Regions from separate parts of the Homo sapiens genome. Here region 1 is linked to region 2. The links are chromatin loops, found by intact Hi-C in ENCODE. Cell type or tissue: mammary epithelial cell. All regions are shown on one strand. Each heading gives the region's core, and the rest is flanking DNA. Links, peaks and the distances in the headings are about the cores only.

What was found. A loop is a pair of places that touch in the nucleus more often than their neighbours do. Peaks named below come from ENCODE experiments on the same cell type or tissue, not always from the same donor. Only the 100,000 strongest peaks of a DNase experiment are listed, where the experiment ranks them.
Region 1: a loop joins it to region 2, with 5 times the contacts of the local background. A loop is called at or near these places in 2 of 110 quality-filtered maps.

What each region holds. Positions count from the first base shown.
Region 1 is chr6:5,540,918-5,543,836 of GRCh38, reverse strand. The region is part of intron 4 of FARS2 (phenylalanyl-tRNA synthetase 2, mitochondrial); the gene reads right to left. Among named protein-coding and RNA genes, the nearest start is that of FARS2-AS1, 84 kb to the right of the region's middle. RefSeq lists an enhancer at 1,176-2,375. In mammary epithelial cell, for the core only: no CTCF peak of the experiment used is centred there; a DNase peak (open chromatin) is centred at 1,626; H3K27ac peaks cover 569 bases.
Region 2 is chr6:5,485,352-5,488,270 of GRCh38, reverse strand. All of the region lies in intron 4 of FARS2 (phenylalanyl-tRNA synthetase 2, mitochondrial), which reads right to left. Among named protein-coding and RNA genes, the nearest start is that of FARS2-AS1, 29 kb to the right of the region's middle. RefSeq lists an enhancer at 1,626-1,685. In mammary epithelial cell, for the core only: no CTCF peak of the experiment used is centred there; no DNase peak of the experiment used is centred there.

The DNA.
Region 1 (2,919 bases), core at 157-2,656, 56 kb before region 2:
ATAGGAAATTCCAGACTGAAGGAGTTTCTTCAGTAGCAATGGGACGGGATGCAGCACGGGAAGGCTGAGGAGTGGATTCTGGAGATACAGGCAGGACTCGTCTCAACGAGCCACAAGAAACATTTTGTTCTCATTTCTACCTTGCATTTAATGTTTTCCTAAAACATAAAAAACTTGGCCAGGAGCGGTGGCTCACGCCTGTAATCCCAGCACTTTGGCAGGACAAGGCTGGCAGATCACGAGGTCAGGAGTTCAAGACCAGCCTGGCCAACAGTGAAACCCCGTCTCTACCAAAAGTACAAAATTTAGCCAGGCATGGTGGCGTGTGCCTGTAATCCCAGCTACTCGGGAGGCTGAGGCAAGAAAACTGCTTGAACCTGGGAGGTGGAGGTTGCAGTAAGCTGAAATTGTGCCATGGCACTCCAGCTTGGTCCACAGAGTGAGAAAAAAAAAAAAAAACCACCACCAACAACAGAAAACCCTTATAATTGTTTCACAAATCCCCATTCGCTCTAGCTGAACCAGAACATTCATGGAGCTTCAGGATTAGGTGTGCAAAGTCCAGGAGGGAAAAGGCTTCATTATAAGTGAAACACCAGCACCTGCGGTTATCACTTGGCATCAAGGCAATCATCAAGACAAATGGGAACACAGGCTATAAGCTACAGACAGATGGAGAGGCACTGGTCATTAGCAAAGAACTTTTTAAACATTTCCAGCACATCACAGGCTGATAATTTGGTCACATATAAAATTATGCACATGACATTCCACTCAACAACAACATAATTGACATTTTTTTCAAGTGTACATGGGTCATCCACCACCACAGACCATATTCTGGAACACAAAATACATTTCAAATATTTAAAAGGATTGAAATTGTACAAAAAAAGTTCTATGTCCAAATGCAAATAAATCAGAAATCAACAGAAAAATATCTGAAAAATCTCCCAAATATTGGGAAATTAAACAACATACTTCTCTAAGTAACACATGAGCCAAAGAAGTCATCACAAGGGAAATCAGAAAATATATTTAAATGAATAAAAATTAAGATATGACACATTGAAACTAGAACTCGTAAATTATTGGGTGGGAATGATAAAACCACTTTGGTAGTTTCAAAAACAGTTTGGTAGTTTTTTACAATAAACCAATATTTCTCAACTGGGGGCCATCTTAACCACCAGGGGACATTTGGTAAGGTCTGAAGACATTTTTGGTGATCAAAACTGGGAGTGGGGAGCATCCTGACATCTAGTGGGTAGAGGCCAAAGATGTTGCTAAAGATCCCATAATGGACGGAATGGTTTCCCACCACAAAGAATTATCCAACCCAAAACATGAAACAGAGAAACCCTGAATTAAACAGACACTTAGCATATGACAGAGCAATTCCATTCCTAAGTATTTACCTAAGATATGGAAACATGTGCACTGGAAGTCCAATGCAGCTTAATTCAGAATAGCTCAACCCCAAAACACCCAAAATGTCCATCAACCAGTGAATGGAGAAATTGTGGTATATCCATATAGTAGAATTGTCAAAGGCATCTGAACCAGAGTGACTCCATCTTGAGTAGGAGCTGGGTAAAATAAGGATGAGACCTGCTGGGCTGCATTCCCAGGAGGTGAGGCATTCTGAGTCACAGGATGAGATAGGAGGTCAGCAGGGGTGGTATCACAAGATACAGGTCACAAAAACCCTGCTGAGAAAACAGGATATGGTAAAGAAGCAGGCCAAAACCCACCAAATCCAAGATGGCGACAAAAGTGGCCTGTGGTCCTCCTCATTGCTGGTTATATGCTAATTTTAATGCATCAGCATGCTAAAAGACATTCCCACCAGCACAATGACAGTTTACAAATGCCATGGTAATGTCTGGAAACTACCCTATATACTCTAAAAGGGGGAGGAACCCTCACTTCTGGGAATTGCCTGCCCCTTTCCTGGAAAACTCATGAATAATCCACCTCTTGTTTAGCATATAATCAAGAGATAACCCTAAGTATTATGCAGTGGAACAGCCCATGCCACTGCTCTGTCTATGGAGTAGCCATTCTTTTGTTTCTTTACTTTCTTAATAAACTTGCTTTCACTTTACACTGCGGACTTGCCCGGAATTCTTTTTCACACGAGATCCAAGAACACTCTCTTGGGGTGTGGATCAGGACCCTTTTCTGATAGCAGAATATGACCTAGTAATAAAAATAACTTATTCCTATACAGAACAAAATACATGAATCTCAAAAGAATTATGTTTAACAAAAAGAGATTAGTCACTAAAGATTATCTACAATATGAATTCAATTCTCATGACATTCTAGACAAGGCGAAACTATAGAGACAGATAACAGATTGGTAGGACATAAGAGAACTTTTCCAGGAGATGGAAATTTTCTCTATCTTGATTGTGGGGTGTTTACATGACTGTATATATCCTTCAAAACTCATGTAGCTATGTTTTAAAAGTATGAATTCTGTTGTGTGTAATACTACTTCAACAAACTGGCATTTCAAACATACTACACTTGAATGACACGGCAGTACCAAGTCAAATTGCTGTAAGTTTCTCAACGGTTACTCTCAGCCTCTGTGGTTATCTCCTTGTGAACTGGAAACTGATAGTTTGTGGATCAGCACCATTCTGAGCACCACACTTTGAGGTGTAATGATTTAAATGATATAGAACATGCCAATATAGCTTACATATATATTTAAACCCACAAAGTTAAGACGTTCCATAGCAAACTCTTACATATTCTAAGTGCTGATCCATAGACCCCCTAGGAATCTGCAGACTGCAAGCTGAGAATTATGACTGGGAAAGAAAATATAACCCCTAACAACAGCACCAAAGGCCCCTCACACCTGGTGCTGGGCCCACCACCTCAGATTATCCACAGTTCTCTAAA
Region 2 (2,919 bases), core at 258-2,757:
AACATTATCACTAATGTATGTCTGTACTTTTTTCCTTGAAGTTTGAGCATTCCAATCACTACTGTTAGGGGAAAGTTGGGATCAAGTTAGGGAAGATTCAGAGAGACAGAGGTAAAAAAGGGTCTAGGCTTAACACGAAAGCAAAAGATGAACTCCAGGGCACAGGAGAAAACACATTTATCCAAGGACACAGCTGATCATAACATCTACTTTCTGATGAAGAGTAAAATCCAAAAGAAATAATCTTCAAGCAAAGAACACTGCTTCAAGGAGAGAATATTCTCCAGAATAAGCCCCAGAGTCCAGCTTCCATGCCCCTACAACACAGGATAATATGGAAGTCAGTCTGCTCATCAATGCTTACTGAGCCTTTCCACATGCCACACACATGGAGCATGTGTCCTCATGGAGACCAGGTGACGTAAGCAAGTAAAGCCACTGAGGGGTCTGATGACTGCAGGATCTAAAAAAACCACGGTATGTCAATGACCAAAGGTCTTTGGAGCAGTCTGGTCAAACCATTCATTTTCCAGAGGAGGCCCTGAGTATTAAAGCCACGTACCTACATCAGATGTCAGTGAGTGCAGAGACAAAAAGAGAACCCATGCGTGTTGGGGAGACCACAGAATCTGCCCTCAGACCAGCTAGGGTTGAATCTGGCTCTGCCACTGACTGAAACGTGCGACTTCAGGCAAATTATCTTCTCTAGGCCTCCACTCTGTAATGGGTAACATGGGAATAGCAACGATAGTGCCAAATACACACGGCTGTTGTAGGTATTAAACATAAAAACATATCATTGAGGTATGTTTTTGACCTTGGTACCTGCCACATGGTTGCTGAGTGCACACTATATGTTAGGAATTGTAGTGCTGGTTGGTTCTATTATCACTTTGATTCTGTTTTTGTCAGTGGTCATTGGAGACTGGTTCTCCCTAACTCTGCTTCAGGATGTACAGTCATGGGGTTATGGAGTTTAGCTCGCCTCCACAAGCCTGTCAGTGCAGACAGCTTCTTCCTACAACGTTGGCACCCAGGTAGGTGCACCAGAGGCTGTGTGATGAACCCGGAGGTCCAGGGAAACAGCACAACACCTGGATGTGGAAACTGAAAGACAAACAAATGAAAAACCTTCTCTGTATAAGCAATGTTATATCAGCTGAGTGTTATCTTTTTATGCATACCTTACTTTGAGATTTATTTGAAAGAATCATCAATACCCCTGGACATGAGCAGCCAATATCCAACCAGCTTCATTTCTGTCAGTGACGGTGCCCTTCTAGGATTCTGTGTGATGTTCACGGCACAAAAAATCTGATGAATGAGTAGGTAAATCAAACAATTCAACTGATCAAAGATTCATTTGAGATTGCTAATAATACTGCCATTATCATATTAGCTTTTAAAAACCATGATCTCTCTTCACAGAAGACAGAGGTAGATCATTTTGCTTGGAAGGACAGAAGGATTAACTCCTTGTGGCCTGTGCATGCATTCCCATGATGGAAACGTGGCTGACAGCTGACCACGGGGGATGAAGGAAAGCAATGCAAAGCTTAAGTCCACACCTCAACATGCTGACCTCCTGGCATCACATTTGGCTCATTAACAATATATTTTAAAAGTCCTGTTGTTCAGCAACAAAATATACTAGTATTGAAAGAGAAGCTTATCAATACAGCACTGGCTATCCCTCCTCACAAGCAAAGGGAAAGCAATCATTTACTCAGAAGTTCTGACGGTGGAGACTTCTCCCCTGTGAGATAACTTTTATCTCTAACCCCACCACTAAGCTGAACAAAGATTTACCACAAATTTTTCATGAAATTACCACAGAGTGAGAACTCACCTGAATAGAAGGCTAAAATAAAAACAAGTCATAACAAGAACAGACCTGTTCTGCGTGGAAACAGGGTTTGGGGCTCAGGGAAACACTTCCCTTTCTCTGGTCAACTACTGAGACTAAAACCAAAACCTCATCTCTGACTTCCCAGGTGTCCTGTAGTGAGGATGATAATCCCTTTTCCAAATATAAAAATATATAATATATAAAAAGTTAAGCTTTACTAAAATGAGTAGTAACAGAAATGCATCTGTTTCTCTATTAATAGCTAACATTTACTGAGTGTGAATGGCCCTGTGCTAAGCACTTTATATTCATTAAATCCTTGCCATATCCTTGAGAGAGGTAATGCTATAATTTCCACGTTATAGTTGCAGGGAAAAGAAGTTCAGAAATAATGAATAACTAGTCTAAGTCCCCAAGGTTAGCAGTGGCAAAGTTGGATTCCACCTAATTCTGGAGCAGGGCTGCCCGACGGAACTTCCTGAGTGCGGGAAATGTTCTGTGTCTGTGCAGCCCAGTTCAGTAGGCACCAGCCACATGTGGCTAGTGGGCACTTGGAATGTGGCCAGCCAAGGAACTGAAATCTCAGTGGTACCGAATTCTAATTCATTTGGATGTACACAGCCATGTGCGGCTCATGGCCACCCTGCAGGACAGGGCACTCTAGAGCAGGAGTTGACAAACCGAAGCTGCAGGTCAAATGTGTCCAGTAGCTTGTTTTGGATGGTCTTGAGCAAAAAAATGTTTTTTACATTTGTTAAAAGATCTAAAAAAAGACAAAGATACAACAGAGACAGTATAAAGCCTACGAAGCCTAAAGTATTTACTATCAGGCTCTTTACAGAGAAAGTCTGCGGCCCCCGGCCTGAGAGCTATACTCTTAGCCCCACAGTCACTGCCCCCCAGGAAAAAGGATTTCAAGCCCAGTCCCCCCCACTTTAAATCTTAACAGTATGAAGACAACGTTAAGAACTGCATCATGTGAGAAGTTTCCTATTTCCCATTAGAGTATTTAAGGGATCAAGCAAGCCTAAGAGAAGGCAAAAAATGCTGACCAAGGTATGCCCTCATTA